Linked DNA regions of Homo sapiens: region 1 is linked to region 2. A link is an interaction called in ENCODE POLR2A ChIA-PET data of the cell type or tissue named here. Cell type or tissue: A673. All regions are shown on one strand. Each heading gives the region's core, and the rest is flanking DNA. Links, peaks and the distances in the headings are about the cores only.

Region 1 (9,950 bases), core at 695-8,694, 53 kb before region 2:
ATTTTCCATTTTGAGTTAATTTTTGTATAAGGGGTGAGGTTTAGATTGTGGTGATGGTGCTTTTTTGCCTGTGTATGTCAATTGCTCCTGCACCATTTGTTGAAATGGCTTCTTTCATTGAATTGCTTTTGCACCTTTGTCAAAAATCACTTAGGCATATTTGTTGGGGGCTATTTCTGGATTCTCTATTCTGTTCCATTGATCTTTGTGGCTGTCCTGCCACATGATCTTGACTACTGTAGCTATTAGTTTTTTGTTTGTTTGTTTGTTTTTAGTATAGGCAAGCTTTATTATGTATGGCCTTGATTTCACAAAGTTAGAATAGCAATTACACTTAAAATTAACTCATTAAAAGGTGTAAATATCACAGTATAGATATGTTATCCAAAACTCCAAAGGTAGTGAAACTGGTAACATACTGCTACTTATCTTTGGACAGATACAACCATAGTATTAATGGAACTGGTTCTCAGACAAGTATGTACTACTTGCTCCCGTGCCTTAGGGAGGATAGGATGTTATAACATAGGCATTATTGATGCAGTGACTCGTGGATAGTTGCTCCTAATTAACACTGCTAAAATTAGGTTCACATGTTTTACTTTGTGTGGGAGCTGATGACTCTTGTTCTTCTATGTTTTGAGTGATATCTTTCAAGGTGTTGACATCAAATCCACTCATTCCAAAATGCATCACAGATGGGAACTTAAGCCTCTTTACAAAGCAAACCACTGGAAATTTATAGGTAGTATGCAGCACTGGTCTGTAACTGATCTCTGATAATATAGCAACATCATTTCTTTGGAACATAATTTTCTTGATCCCACAAGAAGTGACAGGATAAGAAAACTCATAGTTAAATGGCAACAGTCTTGTTACAGGACAGTTATCTCCCAGGTGTATGTCACCAGTTTTAATTTCTGAGTTGTTATCAAAGGGCCTTATTTTCATTCTAACAACCAATCATCAGAACACATTGAAACTATTGCAAGTCAGACAGTGACCTAAGCCATCAGCAGTCAACTCAGTCATTGCTGCAGTCCAAACAGTGTCTTCTTTATCCACTGAAGATCTGTGTCTTAGGACTGGGTCGAGTCCAGAAGAATTCCAAAACAATAGAGAAAACAGGAAGGACCCGCCTAAGGGCACAGAGGTCTTCATTGCTCCAGATTCCAACACACAACACAGGGAACAGGAAATGGCCTGTAGCTATTAGTCTCGAGGTCAGGGAGACTTCTTATGTAATTCCTGTTTTTCAAAACTGTGTTGGCTATTCTAGCTCCTTTTTCTTTTTATATAAATTTTAAAATAACCTTATCTATATCTACAAAAAAACTTTCTGGAATTATGATGGGAATTGTGTTAAGCCTTTTTATGGGTTGAATTATGTCCCCCACAAAGATATGTAGAAGTCCTAACCCATGGTACTATGTACATGACCTTATCTGGAAAAAATATATATATTTTTATTACACCTTTGCAGACTTAATCAAAGTAAGATGAAGTCATTAGGGTAGACCCTTAATTCAGTATGACTGGTGTCCTTACAAAAGAAGAGACACTGAGACACAGGGAGAATGCCATGTGATGACAGAGACAGAGATTGAAGTGATGTGGCTGCAAGCCAAGGACTGCTGGCAATAGGAGCAGCTAAGAGAAAGGTATTAATAGATTCTTCCCTGGAGCTCTCAGAGAGAACATGGCCTGTTGACACCTTGATTTCTGACTTCTAGCCTCCAGAACTGTGAGAGAATAAGTTACTGTTGCTTTAAGCTGTTGTTTGTTACATCAACCCTAGGAAACTAACACAAACCTGTATATCAATTTGGGGATAATTGATTTCTTTACTATGTTACATTTTCCAATCCATAAACACAGTCTGACTCTCCATTTGTTTAGATCTTCTTTGATTTCTTCAGCCTTCTGTAGTTTTCAGCTTACAAATCCTATACATGTTTTGTTAGATTTATAGCAAAATATTTTTGTCTTTTCTTTTTGAACAATTGTAAATGGTATTGTACTTTGTATTTTGGTGTCCATGCAGTCATTGCTAATATAGAGAAATACAATTGATTGTATACCCTGACCGTACTGAACTCACTTATTAGTTCAAGAATTTTGTTTTGTTTTTAAAGATTCCTGTGGACTTTCTAAGTAGACCATTATGTCATTTGCACATAGCGACAGCTTTATTTCTTCCTTTCTGATCTTTATGCCTTTTATCTCTTTTTCTTGCTTTATTGCAATGGGTAGAACTTTTGATGTTGAATAAGAGTAGAGGGAGCAGATATCTTTGTCTTGTTCCCAGTCTTGAAAGGATTCAGTTTTTCACCATTAAATATAACGTTAGCTGGAGGATTTTTGTAGATGTGCATACTCTATCAAGTTAAGAAAGTTCTTCTCTGTTCCAGTTTTCCTGAGAGTTTTTATCAAAATGAGTGTTGAATCCTGCCAAATGCCTTTTCTGCATCTAGATGCTCACAGTAACATGCAGACACCACATTCGCTCCCTCAGAAAGCTCACCACTCTCCTAGTCTCATCCATTCATTCAACAAATACTTATTGAGTGCCCCAACAATAAACAAAAGATAATCTCTGCCCTCAAGGGCCTTACCATTTAGGGAGGAAGACAGCCAAGTTGATTGCAATACAATGTGATAATGTTATTAGAAGGATAAGCCCAGAGTGCCACAGGCATGCAAAGGTAGGACTCAACCCAGAGGAGAGGTGAGGGCATGGGAGGGCAAGGGCAGGATCAGTGAATGTGCTTCAGAACAGGATGCCTCTAAGCTGAGTCTATAAGAGGAGGAAGAGTTAGTGAGGACAAGCTCTGGAAGAGGGAGTGCTTTCTGGTACAGAGATGACAGAGCTTGGCTCTGTTCAGAATGGCAGGTTTATCATTCTGGGTAAAAGGGGGAGAGGCTCAAGGAGTACATGGGCACTGCACCATGAGCAGGGAAGTGGTGATGCTATCTACCTAAGCAGCCTGTGCTTTGTCCCAAGGGCCCTGGGGAGACACTGTATGTTTTAAACAAGAGTGTGACAGAGACCCAATCCTATTTGCACTTTAGAAAGATGGATGTGGCAGTATTTTAGAGAATGAAATGGTGGAGGACAAAACTAGAGGTACAGTGGCCAGTTAGGAGTCTATTGTCACAATTCAGGTGAGAGAGATTGGACTGCCTAAACCAGATAATGGCATCGGAAACAAAGAAAGAAAGGCTGTGAGAGACATAGGGAAGTGGCACTGACAGGACTTTGAACGGCTTATGTAAAGATTGAGGGAAGTGTCGGGAAAAGAGAGTGGTTACAGATAACGCCCAGATTTCTAGCATGGCAACTGGGTGCATGGTCTTGCCATCCAATAATATTGGGAACCCAGTAAGAGGAGCAGGCCTGCCTGAGGAGAAGAGAAGGAGTGTGATTTTGGATGTTCATTTTAGCTCCCTGTGGGACAGCCATGTGGGTAATGATGTCCAGTTGAAGGTTGGACATTGAAATCTAAAGCTCAAGAAAGAGATAGAGATGTGAGAGTCATTAGTGTATTAGCAGTGGTTGAATCCATGAGATGGATGAGGTCTCCCCAAAAGAATGGGTAGAAGGAGAAGGGAAGAAGACTGAGGAGGAGCCCCAAAAGACCACAAGAGTATCAGAGAGGTGGGAAGAGAGTGATTAGAAAGTGATGTTGCTCAACCCAAGAGCAGAGAAGGGTGGACTGTAATGTCAAATGCTTTCTCAGGGTATGTTTCCCTAAAATTCATCTATGTCCCTGGTCCTTTCTGTTTTCCCACACTTTCTCTCCAGCTGCTCAATAGGCAGCTCCAGGTGTGTATTTTGTCCCCTCAAACTCAACATGAATAAAGCAAATATTAATCTTTTCCTTATCCCATCTGTAAGCTGTTTTCCTTCCTGTGAGTGCTACCTCCATTTTTCCAGGCTCCAGACCACAAATGTTGGAGTCATCTTTGTCTCTTCTCTCATGGCCCCAAGAGCCCTTTCTATTTTTGGTTCCCATGATTTCATTCTTCCATATATCTCTAAATTCTCCTCCCTCCCCACACACTTACTCATCGTTGCCATCATCACTGCCCTCTATCTGAAAGTGTTAATGACCTAGATCACAACAACAGCCAACTTACTCTCTCCCTATCCCTGCTTCTTTAATATTGCAATCAGTTTCCACTGATCTTTCTTACAGGATTTTTCCAGAGCCACTTTCCAAGCCACATGATTATGCTTTAAGGAGGTATCTCACTGTCCATCACCCCAACCAACATTTTGTCAGCCTGATTGGAAGATATTTTGAGAAGTAAAATCTGCTCTTAAAGAGAGAAGCATTGCCTTACTTGGGGACAGTCAGAAGGCTGTGATACAGCTTTCATTTTGAGAAGTAGAGCACATTCAGATTCTCAAGAAGAATGCATTAAAAGGACAAAAGGATGAGGCAACATAGGCTGTCATGTGTTTCTTTAAAAATAAAGTTACCTTACTTTATAGATGCACCTCAAATAATTGGTACCATATGGTATGGCCCTCCCATGTGGTCTCATTGTTTGTGTATGTCAGCTGTGTCTGGGACAGAATCCAATTTTCTTTTGTATATTCATGGAATCCATTGATTTCTGCAATCAGCAGTTCCCTAAAAGGCTAAACCTGCTATTGAAAATAATTATGTTACAGTTGGGTTCCAACGACAATTTAGAGAGGAATGCAAACCTGTTGACAGAAAATGGCTCACAAATCAGACATTTTCTTTTTCTTTTTTCTTTTACAGCCTGGCTGAAAGTTTCGGTTCAGAAGACAGTTTGGAATTCCTTTTAGATGATGAAATGGACGTTGATTTGGTAACCAGATTATATTTGCTAGTTTAAATATTGGGTTTGGTGAAAAATACTGATGATCATTTATTCTTTTGAAATTAAAATATTTTATTCAAAATATTGCACAAACCTTCCAGAAAGAAATATAATTTTGATACTATTCTCCAATTGGATATATAATCTATCTTTGTCATAAGACATTTTATAACAAATAAGTATCTAGAAGAAGGTAATGATTTAGGATATATATATTTTATATATATATAAAAATATATATAAAATCTACAATCTTCTTGTAAAAATAGCCACTTGCTGATTGCATTTTATTGGGACTTGAGATGTGTTGGGTAGCTGAACCATAAAATAAATAGGCCTTCAACAAAACAACCCTTTATTGCTGCAAGATTGACTTTGAGCTAACCCCACCCGAAATGCAACCACAGAAACTCAAAAGGGATAACAAATACCATTCATTGTTGTATATTACACACCTTATCCAAGTCATCTTTTTAAAAAATTGTGACAAATAAACATGTAAAAAATTTACCATTTTAGCCATTTTAAGTGTGCATTACAGTAGTGTCAACTGTAAGCAATAGATCTCTAGAACTTTCTGATTTTGCAAAATAGAAACTCTATACTCATTAAACAACTCCTCTTTTCTCCCTCCCATAGCCCCTGGCAACTGCCATTCTACATTCTGTTTCTAAAAGTTTTACTATTTTAGATACCTCATGTAAGTGGAATCACTCAGTATTTGTCTTTTTGTGCCTGGCTTATTTCACTTAGCATACTGTATCCAAGGTTCATCTATGTTATAGCATATGACAGGATTTGTTTCCTTTTTTTTTTTTTGAAATGGAGTTTCACTCTTGTTGCCCAGGCTGAAGTGCAGTGGCACGATCTCAGCTCACTGAAACCTCCGCCTCCTGAGTTCAAGCAATTCTCTGCCTCAGCCTCCCAAGTAGCTGGGATTACAGGCACCGACCACCATGACTGGCTAATTTTTGTATTTCTAGTAGAGTCGGGGTTTCACCCTCTTGCTCAGGCTGGTCTTGAACTCCTGACCTCATGATCCACCCACCTCGGCCTCCCAAAGTGCTGGGATTACAGGTGTGAGCCACCGCACCCGGTCAATTTCTTTCCTTTTGAAGCTGAATAATATTCCATAGTATGTGTATACTACATTGACTTAATCCATTTATCCATTGATGGACATTCTTGCTTCCATGTCTTGGCTATCGTGAATAATGAGGAACATGGGTGTGCAAATGCCCAAGTAATTTTTTAAAAAAATGTTTAAGGTAACACATACTTTATCTTAAAAATGTAGGAAATATAAAATAATTAAAATGTGGGGAGAAAATGACTTTCACTCAGCCTCCTGTCATCTTTCTTCTATTCCTTCTCCCTTTCCCTTTTTCCCGCACTTGCCTCCTCTTCTGCTCTGTCTCCTTTTCCTCACCCTCTTCTTCCTTTTTTCTTCCCCATCCCTTTTTTAATACCCTCATCTCCCCACAACACTGCAAATGTGCTCTTTCTGAAAGCCAGCTCTCACTTGGAAATAGGCGAGTTTCCCATACAAGTTCCTACCTGTGTCTCCCTCATCCTTAGAACTGTCTTCCTTTACCCCACTGTATTTTCTAGATAAGTCACATGTGCATAGGTAGCATATTTTTAAGTAAATTATATTCTTCATTATTGATTAATTAGGAGCCAGCACTTTATTTCAAGGAACCAGAGGAGTTACTTCAAGTCCTCAGAGAGCTGGAAGAGCAGAATCTTACTTTGTTTCAATATTCCCAAGATGTAGATGAAAATCTTGAAGAGGTAAACAAAAGAGAAAAAGTTATACAGGATAAAACGTAAGTCATTATAAACAAGTAGATTTATTCCATTAAGCAATTTCTAACCAGAGCCTGGGTCCAACTCACTCACATGTGGCTCTTCCTCGTGGTCTCTGTGAATGTAGGCTGGGGTTTTTAATAGTTTACATTGTGGAGTGCAAAACGTAGACGTCGTATTTACACAGAATAGACTGGCTTTAATTTTGTCCCTACTTCCTTTCACTTGTCAACGTATTTTCCTACTAGTAATAATAAAAGATACTTTGAAAAATGACTAAAAAGAATTAAAATGGTACCTACTGCCTTAACTTTTGTCCGGTATAGTTTTCGCCCTATCACTTGGCTAGCTGTCATTTACTTTACCAAATCATGCTGTGGATGATAATGCTAACAAATGTATTTTCATTGGCTGTGACTCTCAGAAAAATAATTTTTGTGATTAAATATTATATCATTTTATAAAGTTCCTGTCAATATCTCAGGGCGAATATAGAAAGGATTTCTGTCAGGGGAAAGCAGCTGGATTTGATCCCTCACAAAATTCCTTCCTCATCTAAAAATATATAGTATTACAAACTTGAAAAAGAATTGAATTACAGAGAATAAATCTTTGTATCTACTCATTGCAAAAATGTGTAGAACCTTTTCTCAGAACAGTTTTCTGGGCCAGAAGATGGCAATCTTTTTAAACAATAGGTCAAACTACATTTAACTTCAAAACAAATTAATTTGTTCAGAAGAATCTAAATAAAAATCATTATCTCACAGCTACCCATTACCATTTCTGAGACTTTTTAATCCTTGTATCTTTTCCAATCTTCACAGTGTCTAATGGCCCTCCACCCACCTCCACAATAAGATTTTCTGGGACAGGGTGGGTGCAGGTAGGCAGGAAAGGGGGATATATAGAATCTATCTCTAGAGGATCTTATCAGAATCTTTAGGTGAGGGAATTAGGAGTCTATATTTTCCCTCTCGGCTCCCCACATATTCTGATTATCAGCCACGTTTGAGAACACTGGGTTCCTGATGCCTCAGCTCTGCTGCTATTTGGGGGAATTCGAATGGAACCACAAAAGTAGGGGAGGGGAAGAAAATGCCTTCTGATGGAAGTTAAAAACAGCATTTGTGCATGTATTTTTCTCATTTTAACTTGAAAAGTTGCATGTACTTTGGCAATGTCTTCAAATACAGACTTGTATTTGGCTCACTACATGGATTTTGACACATGATCTAGAGTGTTAAAGCTCCTGACTGATGGTTATTTCACTAACCACAAATTTCAGATGAGGGTCTCTTTCTTCTTTTGTAATAGAAATAGCAACATAGAGTTTCTTTTGGAGCAAGAAAAAATGCTTAAAGCTAACTGTGTGAGAGAAGAAGAGAAAGCAGCAGAATTGCAATTAAAGTCCAAGCTCTTTAGCTTTGGAGAATTTAATTCAGATGCTCAGGTAAATCACTCTTTGCCTATGGTGATTTCATTTTGGCTCATGATTATAATTTTTATTCCCTGTGTCCTAAGTATGTGAATAGGAGAGTTAAAGCAAATCACAAGTCCTAGATTGATGACAGAAGTGGAAAGCCAGCTTGGAATTTATCTTGCCATTATGTAATAGCCAATTTACATAGGCAGAAAGCATTCAAATTGGCATTGGGGTTCTCTTAAAACGTTGCTCTTTTGCAATGCATGATATTGACCATAGTTTCCCCTCGAAATACATTTCTTCAGAGCCTAGACATATGTAGTAGTTCACTGTGTGTTATCATTTTGGTGGTAATTCCAGGAGTAATTAACAGAGGAAGCCATGAATCAACACAATTAACAGTGACTCAGCACTGACTAGAAAATTTTCCCAACACTGAGCCTGTACTAGATTTTTGCCTCTTCAGGCCTGCATAGACTCATTATCAAAACAGCTGTGATATGTGCTAGTACACTTATTTATTGACAAGTTCATCTCTCAGCTAGATGCAAACCCCCTTGAGTGCAGGGATTGACTTATTATTCTTCATTCAGTTGAGGGTCCCTTTAAAGTTGGTGCTCAATAAATGTTTGTTGAATGAATGATGAGGTTAGCTTTTAGACCCACAACCAGCTCCATCTAACATTGATTACCTTATAAAAACCTCAAATGAAATAAAAATTCAAAGCTAATATATAAGGCTAACATTGTTTCGGGACCAAACTGAGGGTTGGGCTGCTATTTCTCGTGGCCCAATAACGAGATGCAGATGAACTGGGGAGGAAGACAGTTTTTATTTCTGTAACTGGTTATAGGGAGAAGGCCTGGAAATTATTGCCAGACCAACTCAAAACTACAAAGTTTTCCAGAGCTTATATACCTTCTAAGCTATATGTCTGTGTGTAAGTGTGCACTCATCTAAAGACATGAGTGATTAACTTCTTTTGATCTATAACGAAGGTCTGAGTCCTGAAGACCTTCCTCTGGAGCCTCAGTAAATTTACTTAATCTAAATGGGTCCAGATGTTGGGGTGATTACCCTTATCTTGTCTCCTGCTAAATCAGGGAGGTTTGGGTAGTTCCTTCAGATCCCCAATAAACTTGTCTGTGGAGGCCTGGAGAGTTTCTTCATCCCCAATAAAACTTGTTTAATCTTAACTGAGTCCTGTTGAGAATTCCTTCATTATTTTGTCATTCTTTAAGACCCTGGAAAGGTCTAGGCAAAACTCTTGGTGGGCTTTTGTTACATTCCAGCCTTTGTATAAGGGCACTGGCTTTTAATATTTAACTTAACCACTCAGTCAGTACTGAAAACAGTTGTTAAGGAGGCTTGCGTTAGTGAGACCTGGCCTGCCACAACATCACATTTATGGATATGAACTTGATTTTCAAACAGAAGTAGAACTGGGAGAACTGCATCAGAAGAAGACTGTCCTCCCCTACCCACAGGTGAACAGGGTTACAAAAAGCACAAGCTGGTTATGGCTCCTCCAGACACACACACATTTCCTAGGGAGTTATAGTGCCCTGAGTTAGTAGGGGATGGGGTTGTGCATTGCCGGGGCCAAGAGGTGTGATGATAGCCACCTTTCAATTCAGTGCTGTTTTTTTCTAACCATTTTTTTTAAAACTGTGGTACAATATACATAACCAAATTTACCTGTTAGCTATTTTAAGCGTGTCATTCAATGGCATTAAGTACATTCTCAATGTTGTGGAACCATCACCACTATTTCCACAACTTTTTCATCATCTTTTCAACATAAAAATGTAACATCTTAACCATTTTTAAATGTACGGGTCAGTAGTGTTAAGTACA
Region 2 (9,950 bases), core at 868-8,867:
TCCTAGAAAGCTAGAAAATTTACCATTCAAAATTAATTGCTTTAGGTTGAAATTGACAGTAAACCTTCTATTTATTCAGGGCAATGCTCAATAGAAAAAAATATAAATATAGGGTAACATCAAGTAAGAAAACAATCTAATTTTAGAAAAAAAAACTTAGAGAAACTATCCTAAATCAATATAGCTTAATATTATTGAGTTCATGGAACATAAATAAAATAAATGTTAAGGAATATATTAATAACCTGGTATGATCAGTAAGCTCCTTCCTTTCTCCCATCTTTTATCTTACTGTTTCTTCTTTCTATTTCTATCGCTTCTCTCCTCTTTCTTTTCCATTCTTCAGTAAGTACCCATTTATCACTGGCTACTATAAGCTCTGGGAATACAATGATTAACAAATAGAGACATGGTTCCTTTATACTTGGACCTAGCAGGAGCCAGTTAACAAAAGGAAGAAAAAAAGACTTTCAAGACCAAGAAAGGAAGGGGGAGTAGAAAAGCAATGAACAGAAGGAAAATGGGCAACATCGTTTGCTTATTTTTTTTCTACCTTCATCCCACTCCATTCCTTGTATAGTTTTTCTTGCTGGGTGCCATCTTCTTTCAACTTCTGATAAAACCCACTGTAAGGCAATACTCATCCAAGTGTTCTTCTGATTGGATAGCAAGTTCATTTATTTAATTATTTTCAATAAATTATTTTTAAATATGATCTTTTTCCCCAGGAAAAGAGGAAGACAGTAACTTGACAGTGGAGAAACCTGGAAGCCATTGCCTTAACCGAGTCATGAAGGTTAGTGTTATCGGTGATGTCCTCAGGGTATCATGTCATCTGCCAGATTTCTATTCTTTCCCTGGGCAGTTAATGATGAGCTAACTATCTTAGAAGTCAAAGGAAATTTTTGTTTATGAAGAGACTTTGAGAAGTCTTGGGGCTCTCTTGAGTGCTACTCGCTTTCCCCTGAAATCCATTCCTATCCCATCCCTGCCCTCTGCTGGGTCTGCTCTCCGTCACTTCGACCTTATTTAGGGTTTGGCTTACTGGTTGGGGCCACTTCCATCACCACCATGTTTAACACAAGTTGCTTGATTGCTTTCATTTAAATTATGGAGTATTTCAAACTGCACAAAAATGCCAAAAATAGTATGACAATGTAAAACATACTCCATCCCTGATTTAAAACGCTGTAACATTTTGCCGTATTTGCTTTGCCCCCTTACCCTCAACTTTTAAAAAAGATATAGAAGTCCCACATCTACATCCCATTTCTCACCTGTCTCTTTGAGGACTACAGGCTATATACCTGGAGTTGAAATTGACTATACCCATCTTCAACTTTTCTAGATATTGCTGAATTGTTCTTTAAAGTTAGTTTATATTAATTGGGGTTCTCCAGAGAAACAGAATCAAGAGGATAGAGATATAGAGATATGGGTATGGATATGTATATAGATGTAAATCAGATATAGATTTATTTTATAGAATTGGCTAACATGATTGTGGGCATGGTGGGGTGGGCCAGCAGGCTGGAGATTCAGGTAAGAGTTGTTGTTGTAGTCTTGAGTTTGAAACCTGCAGGGCGGTCCAGCAAATGGGAAACTCAGGCAGAGCTTTGATGTTGGAGTCTTGAGGCAAAATTATTCTTTATTGAGTCTTTTCTCCTAAGCCCTTCAACTGATTGGAAGAGGCCCACCCACATTATGGAGGGTAATTGACTTTACTCAATATCTATTGATTTAAATGTTAATCACATCTAAAAAAATACATTTGCAATAACATTTAGACTCATATTTGACCAAACAACTGGGCACCTCAGCCTAACGAAGCCGACACATAAAATTACCTATAATGGCTGGCACAATGGCTCATGCCTGTAATCCCAGCATTTTGGGAGGCTGAGGCGAGTGGATCTCTTGAGGTCAGGAGTTTGAGACCAGCCTTGCTGACATGGCAAAAACTCATCTCTACCAAAATTCCAAAAATTAGCCAGGTGTAGTGGTGGGCACCTATAATCCCAGCTTCTCGGGAGGTTGAGGCAGGAGAATCACTTGAACCTGGGAGGCGGGGGTTGCAGTGAACCGATATCATGCCACTGCACTCCAGCCTGGGTGACAGAGCGAGACTCCATCTCAAAAAAAAAATTAACTGTCATAGGGTTGTACCAGTTTATACTCCCACCAGCACCTTTGAGAGTTCTTGTTGTTTGATACCCTTACCAGTCCTTGGTACTTACAAATGTTTTAATTTTGCCAATCTGCTTAGTGTGAATTGGTATCTTGTTGTAATTTGGATTTTTTTATTTTCCTGACTACTAGAAAATTGAGTATTGTTGTGTTTGTTTATCGGTCTGAGTTTTCTCTTCAGTTGATTGCCTATTCAAATATTGCTCATTTTTATATTGGGTTCTTTGAATTTTTCTCATTGACCTATAAGACTTTATAATTCTGGATAAAAATACCTTGTAGATTATTATAACTTTCTTTTCCTAGACTAATGGTTCTCAACATTGGCTGTACATTGGACTCACTTGGGGAGCTTTTAAAACTCTAGGTACCTTGGCTGTACCTTCAACCAATTAAAACCAGAATTTGGGGAGGTGTAACCTAGGATCAGTACTTTTCAAAGCTCCTCAGGTGCTACCTGTGTGCTTCTGAGAAACACTGTCCCAGACTAAGGCAGTAGGGTCTCTGCCATACAGAAAGTTTTAATTTTAATGTTTTTGATGCCTTAATTTTCTTTTATAGTTTCTACTTTTTGTTTTCTTTAAATTTTTCTATACCTGATGTCATTAAAATATTTTACTATATATTCTTCTCCCTATCTCTTTTGTGTATTAAAATTCTTACAGTGTTGTGACAAGGATTTTTCTACACAGATGACTAAAAACTCTTGTTTTGACAGATTGACAACCTCCTTTTTTTTTCAATTTGTCATTGCAGAACTAAGAAAAGGTAATTTTAGTAAAAGTTGTGCAAAATACTTATTTTTATGATGTGGCTATAAGTGAGAAGGAACCGTTGATTTTAATCATTGCATTCCAATTTTAGAGCTTCATTTTCTTTTGTATTAATATCCAAACTTTTGAAGGGTGGTGGTTGGATGATGTGCTCTAATTCAGCTTCAGTAAGAGTTATTAATCATATGTGTGGTTCCAGTGGAAGTATTTTAATTACCATTGACTAAACTGAGGATGAAAAGCTACTGACAAAAACAGAAAGTTAAACTACTTCAGTGAAGTGACTAATTATTGCTGGCTCTAACTGTGGACACAAGTAGGATTATTGTAAAGTAGGGAGATGGTGGATCTGAAGAAGCCTAGGATGAGGTAGCACTAGATAGATCTTATTTGTGGAGCATTGTTGAGTGTGCACTTGCATCTTTCTTTGTGACTAGAACCAGAAAAAGTAAATACATCTGTGATGGTTAATATCGAGTGTCAACTTGATTGGATTGAAGGATGCAAACTATTGTTCCTGGGTGTGTCTGTGAGGGTGTTGCCAAAGGAGATTAACTTTTGAGTTATTGGACTGGGAAAGGCAGACCCACCCTCAATCTGGGTGGGCTCCATCTATCAGCAGCCAGTGCAGCCAGAGAAACATGGAAAGACTAGATCTAGCTTAGTCCTCCAGCCTGCATCTTTCTCCCATGCTGGATGCTTCCTGCCCTCAAACATTGTCTTCAGCTTTGGGACTCGGACTGGCTTCCTTGCTCCTCAGCTTGCAGACGGCCTATTGTGGGACCTCACCTTGTGATTGTGTGAGTTCATACTCCTTAATAAACTCCCCTTTAAATATACATCTATCCTATTAGTTCTGTCCTTTTAGAGAACCCTGACTAATACAATGTCTTTCCTGCCCTCTTCAGTGTTATTAGGAGCACATTGCTTCTTACTGTTTTGTTCTTTCCTTTCCGTTGCAACCCATGTGAGTTTTAAGTTTTCTTATTTTCTGTGAAACAAAATTTGTTTGTCCACATTTCTTTGCTGCTGCTTCTACTTGTCAAGAGTTTTGGTTGTATATAACAGAAACCTAAGTCAAACTAGCTTCAGCCAAAGAAAAAAGACCCTAATTATAGTTTTTGTTTTCATTTATGTATGCATTCAGGGAAGGAAACTATTGTTTAGGATCATTGACTAGTGCCTGAAAGAAATTTGGAAGCCAGTCAAGGAAAACAAAATGTGATTTACAAGAAAAAAGTAAAGTTGTTTGCTTTATGAATGGCATTTTACCAGGTACAGAGTACATTTTGGTTTCCCTAGCAGTACTGAAATACTTTCATTACACAAGAACTCTCAATGGTTTAAAGCTCACAATCTCAGCACTATTGATTTTTTTATTGTGGTAAAAATATACATAATATAAACTTACCATTTTAATCATTTTAAGTATACAGTTCAGTAACATTAATTAGTGACATTATTGTGCAACCATCACCACCATCTGCCTCCAGAACTTTTTAACTATTGACATTTTGGACTGAATAATTCTTCTTGTTGGAGTGGTGGTAGGGTCTGTCCTGTGCACTGTAGGGTGTTTAGCAGCATCCTTGGCCTCTACTCCTTAGACGCCAATAGCATCTCCACCTTCTCCCACCCCCACCCCATCCTGAAAATCAAAAATGTCTCTGGACATTGCCAAATGTCCCCTGGGAGGCGAAGTCATCCACAGTTGAGAACCATTGATTTCAAGGGGAAGAATTTCTATTGTAAGTTGTGCCATTTTAACTTTGAAGAAATAACTTGGGAAAAATGCATTATGGGCATTCATTAATATCAGACACAGAACTATTTGTAACTTAACTATGTACCAGATCAATTGTGCTTTCAGTAGTAAACAAATAGAGCATTTAATTGCCAGAACAGTGATAACATAATTACTTTGATTGGCATTGCTGCAGAAGAGCTAAGACTAATCAGAAATAGTCTAGATTGGAAATGACAGCTTTACATGCATGACTGAATGTGTATGGCTAAAAAATTGCTGAAGTATAAGGTTAAGAAGTTTATTTTAGTGTTTATCGTAATTACTGCATGTTTTATAGAGTGACATCAACTGACTTGCAGAAAAATAGCAATTCTGTGTTACTCTCATACAGAAAGAGTATCTTCTGTTAAGAATTATTATTTTCTTTCATCTTGTTGTACCAGTATATGCTGTAGTTACAGTGAACAAGACAATATAGGCAAATATTTGAGAGATATATTAATTGCATGCAAGGTAACATGAGATTTCCCAAAGCCAGATATGATTCCGCATCCAATTCTATCCAATGCCCAAAATGAAGAATCCTGAGTAGTACTTTAGCTTTCAAGGCACTAGAGAACATTTTTTCATGCATTATAGAATAATGTGATCCATTATTATCTTAAGAAATGAGGCACTTAATGTTATTCATAACGTCATTCACCATGTTCCAAATAGCTGATATTTGTCCTTAGATGTGACAACCAATTAAGATAGAAAAAGTCAGGTTTATTCCATGCAAAATTACTTCCATTATTTATTTCTAGCAATTATAAGGATATATTAGGTATGGCTGCTGCAATAGAGAAGACAAAAATTTTAAAATATTAAACTTGGTTCCATTGATATTTGCATAAGTCCCTTGACCTATCCAGGCCTTAGTTTTGCATTAGTCAAATTCAGGGATTGAGAGATAATCTTAGGGATCTTTCCAACTTTAAGATAGTATTATTTCCTTCCTTCCTTCCTTCCTTCCTTCCTTCCTTCCTTCCGTCCTTCCTTCCTTCCTTCCTTCCTTCCTTCCTCTCTTTCTCTCTTTCTCTTTTTGACAGAGTCTTACTCTGTCACCCAGGCTGGAGTGCAGTGGTGTGATCTCGGCTCACTGCAACCTCCGCCTCCTGGGTTCCAGTGATTCTCGTGCCTCAGCCTCTCTAGTAGCTGGATAACAGGCACCCACCACCATGCCTGGCTAATTTTTGTATTTTTAGTAGAGACGGGGTTTCACCATGTTGACCAGGTTGGTCTCGAACTCCTGACCTCAAGTGATCCACCCATCTTGGCCTCCCAAAGTGCTGGGATTACAGGCGTGAGCCACTGCGCCTGGCCAAGATGGTATTATTTTCTTATAGTTTAAATTAATAACTAGAAAGAATGAAGATTAAAATAAAGAATATCCTTTGATTCGTGACTATGCTTTCAATTATACAAATAGTTTATATAAATAGTCAAAATAAAGGGCAGGCTAGCTTTTCAGTTTAAGTAACAATGAAGTCTTTTTGTAGGTAAAGCTTTCAGCAGTTTCCCACATATGTTGAGGATGTGAGATGGTGCAATATAATTATTTTAAAACCATACACTGTAAAATGAGGTTTTGCAAGCATGCTAATACTTATACCTTGATTTCAAAGTAGAGTAGAGCAAGTAGAAGTGTGATAGATTAAGAAGATGAACAAAAACTGGTTCCGCTTTCTGCCTGATGACCTGATTATAGAAAGCAGGCTAGATTATTATGGATAGTACAGAAGATAAAATATGCTGGTATAAAATATTTTACTTATTATTCATTTATCCATAATTATTTATATTTAATAAAAGTTTTCATCTCCCTATAGGTACATATTCTGTTCTGGAGAAAGTCTAGACTGCTCTTGGATATACAGAAAAGTAATATTCATCATGATGATTGCCATTTATTGAGCACTTCTGTGCCAATGCTTTACATTCATTATCTCATTTAATCCTTACAGCCACTCCGTAAAACAGGTATTATTAGCTAGAATTCCTAAGTAACTTGCTCAAGGTTTCACAAAGAATAAGTCACAGAGCCAGGATCTGTCTGCTTCCAAACTTTACTCCTTAGCTCTTCTAACCCAAACTGTAAGAACTTCAGGAAGAAACAAACAACAAAACAAAACAAACACCTCAATTCTTAATGCTACATATAGTTCATAGCCTCAGTAAGACAGTGAAATTCATAAGTTGCAGCCTGAGTGGGAATTATTTTGATATCTGTGACTGTCAACTTAATTACCCATACACATGACCTTCTGGATAGTATCAGATTCATCTGTTGATCTCTGAATTAAGTTTTGTTGAGTTGTCAAAATTAAGATCATTCTGATGGTAGAAAGTCTGCTAGGCTTTATTTCATTCCCTGTCTATAAGGAGAGGGCCTGCAGAGACTCCTGGAAGTTTACATTAGAGGAAGACTTTCTTAGCCTCTTACAAACCTCACCCCCTCTTTTGAATTGTAGTCCTTCAGAGGCATGCTTAAAGAATAGACATTTTCCCACAGTCCCCTGCTGATTCTGAATGAACAGATTCTCAACCCCCTGCTGACTGGTGAATATATTGCATATCCCCATCTTTACCCTTTACTGACAGCCTTCATAAAAAACTAGCTTAGAAGACAAATGGCACTACAGAACCTCTGACAACTCATTAAGGAAGCATACAGTAGGTTTCTGCCAAAGATTGCTACTATTTTAATGTGACCTAACAGCAGTTTTGTCATGATGGAAGAACGAAAGGATGCTGCCAAGAATGACTGCCTTTGGTCAAATGCAGCATAATGTCCCTTTGCACTGTTTTTAAAGAGAGAAGTAGTGAAGAAGTCAACGAACGTATAGATTATCTATGGCATGTGGCTTTCACACATGCTGCTTCCTCTGCATGGAATACCTTTCTCTCCCTTCCCCACCTGCCCTTCGAGAGCTGGCCCAAATCCTACCTTCAATACGAACTCTTCTCTGTCACCCATGGCATAACTTCTTCCTCTGAGTTCTGACAACACTTGTTTCTACCTGTTGTAACCATTCACATGTTGCTGTATAGTTTGTAGAATTATTTGTCTTGTCTTGACTCAACTAGAAGCTCCTTGAACACAGGAACTATACCTTATTCACCACTGCATTTCTTTTCTTTTCTTTTCTTTTCTTTTTTTTTTGAGACAGAGTCTCGCTCTGTCGCCCAGGCTGGAGTGCAGTGGTGTGATCTCGGCTCACTGCAACCTCCACCTCCCGGGTTCAAGCAATTCTCTGCCTCAGCCTCCCGAGTAGCTGGGATTACAGATGCCCACCACTACACCTGGTTAATTTTTGTATTTTTAATAGAGACGGGTTTCACCATCTTGGCCAGGCTGGCCTTGAATTCCTGACCTTGTGATCCACCTGCCTCAGCCTCCCAAAGTGCTGGGATTACAGGCGTGAGCCACCGCGCCCGTCAGGTGGCATGAGCTTTTAGAAGGTCTGCAAATCTGCAAAAATTGCATGTAACAATTTTATATGTTTTTATATGTTTAAAAAAAATTTTTTTTTGAGACAGGGTCTCACTCTGTCACCCAGGCTGGGGTGCAGTGGTGTGATCTCGGTTCACTGCAACCTCCGCCTCCCGGGTTCAAGCGATTCTCCTGCCTCAGCCTCCTGAGTAGCTGGCATTATAGGCAAGTGCCATTATGCCTGGCTAATTTTTGTATTTTTAATGGAGACGAGGTTTCACCATGTTGGTGAGGCTGGTCTCGAACTCCTGACTTCGTGATCCGCCTGCCTCGGCCTCCCAAAGTGCTGGGATTACAAGGATAAGCCACCACACCCAGCCCACCATTGCATTTTTTGTACCCAGAAGAGCACCTAGCACAGAGTAGGTCCTGGGTTACTGATTGTTAAATGACTTCCCTATTGTCGTATGAGCTTATTCTTGTTGGAGGCCAGATCTACTTAGAGAGAATGGTGATTATGATCATGAAATGACTGATAAGTCCTGCCTCTGCCAGTGACTTGATATGTAGCCTTTCAAGTTTCCCCATTCTGTAAAAGGGGAATTGCAATGATACCTACCTCATGGAAGAAAATTTCTGCAAACGATTTCAGGGTTTTTTTTTCATAATTATAGATATATTCAGGTTTCCTGCTGTTTATTCTTGATCCAGTTATGGTAATTTATATTTCCCTCAAAATCATTCATATCTTGTTGTAATTTATTTTTTAAAGTAATAATAAGTATTCTACTTGCTGATTTCATCTGTACATCTGGTTATAGCCCATTCCTAATTTGTATATATGTGTATTTTCCTGCCTTTCTCTTTTCCTCTTTCTAAAGAGAAATATGTCAAAATATTAATAATAGTTGTCTGTGGGTGATAAGATTATACATTACTTTTACTTTTATGTTTGTCTGTATTTTCCAAATATTCAGAAACCAGTCTATATTATTTATGTGTTCATGAAATGATACTTCATGCTTAATTTTCAAATAAGGAAACTGAAGCCAGGAGCATTTCATAGGTGGATCATGGCCTTATATTAGGACCAGAAAACCTGCCCTGGCCCAGCCACTGTTTAGCCAATAGGGTGAGAGTCAACCAGCATGACTCTTCCAGTTCTCACTGATCTGCAGAAACTGAGCCATTAAACCACTTCACTGTCTCTTGTTCTCATCTTACATAAAGGGTTGTTAGCGTAAGGTAAACTGTCACTGTGAATTGATCGTTGGGGTTTAATCCACCTTACATGGTAAGTTTTATTTTTTGGCATCTCAGCATATAGTTGGTAATAAAAGACAATTATTATAGTGATAAAAGATAACAGTTAATATGTGATGATAACACATATGGCAATGAGTGAAAACATCTGAATGTGTAATTGGAAGGTAGATGCTATATATTTGATATTTTAAAATTTCCTGTGATTCTGTAGTAGGATTGTTAAAGGAAAACTATTTTTTATTTTTATCTTACTTTACTTTTTTTTTTTTGAGACAGAGTTTGTCTCTGTTGCCCAGGCTGGAGTGCAGTGGTACAGTCTCGGCTCACTGCAACCTCCAACACCTGGGCTCAAGCGATACTCCCACCTCAGCCTCGTGAGTAGCTGAGACTACAGACATACACCACCACGGCCAGCTAATTTTTGTATTTTTTTTAGAGATGAGTCTCACTATGTTGTCCAGGCTGGTCTCAAACTCCTGAGTTCAAGTGATCCACCCATCTC

Evidence for each region. ChIA-PET counts read pairs that join two places held together with the same protein. Peaks named below come from ENCODE experiments on the same cell type or tissue, not always from the same donor. Only the 100,000 strongest peaks of a DNase experiment are listed, where the experiment ranks them.
Region 1: POLR2A ChIA-PET joins it to region 2 with 5 read pairs; 3 of 35 experiments call an interaction of 5 or more read pairs at or near these places.

Annotation. Positions count from the first base shown.
Region 1 is chr12:95,876,380-95,886,329 of GRCh38, reverse strand. It overlaps CCDC38 (coiled-coil domain containing 38), which reads left to right. Exons shown (of 16, transcript NM_182496.3): 11 at 4,776-4,845; 12 at 6,535-6,686; 13 at 7,984-8,119. Among named protein-coding and RNA genes, the nearest start is that of SNRPF, 22 kb to the right of the region's middle. In A673, for the core only: no CTCF peak of the experiment used is centred there; no DNase peak of the experiment used is centred there.
Region 2 is chr12:95,823,863-95,833,812 of GRCh38, reverse strand. It overlaps SNRPF-DT (SNRPF divergent transcript), which reads left to right. Exons shown (of 3, transcript NR_135014.1): 2 at 729-796. Among named protein-coding and RNA genes, the nearest start is that of LINC02410, 26 kb to the right of the region's middle. In A673, for the core only: no CTCF peak of the experiment used is centred there; DNase peaks (open chromatin) are centred at 3,602, 4,652, 5,642 and 7,272; H3K4me3 peaks cover 3,779 bases; H3K27ac peaks cover 4,869 bases.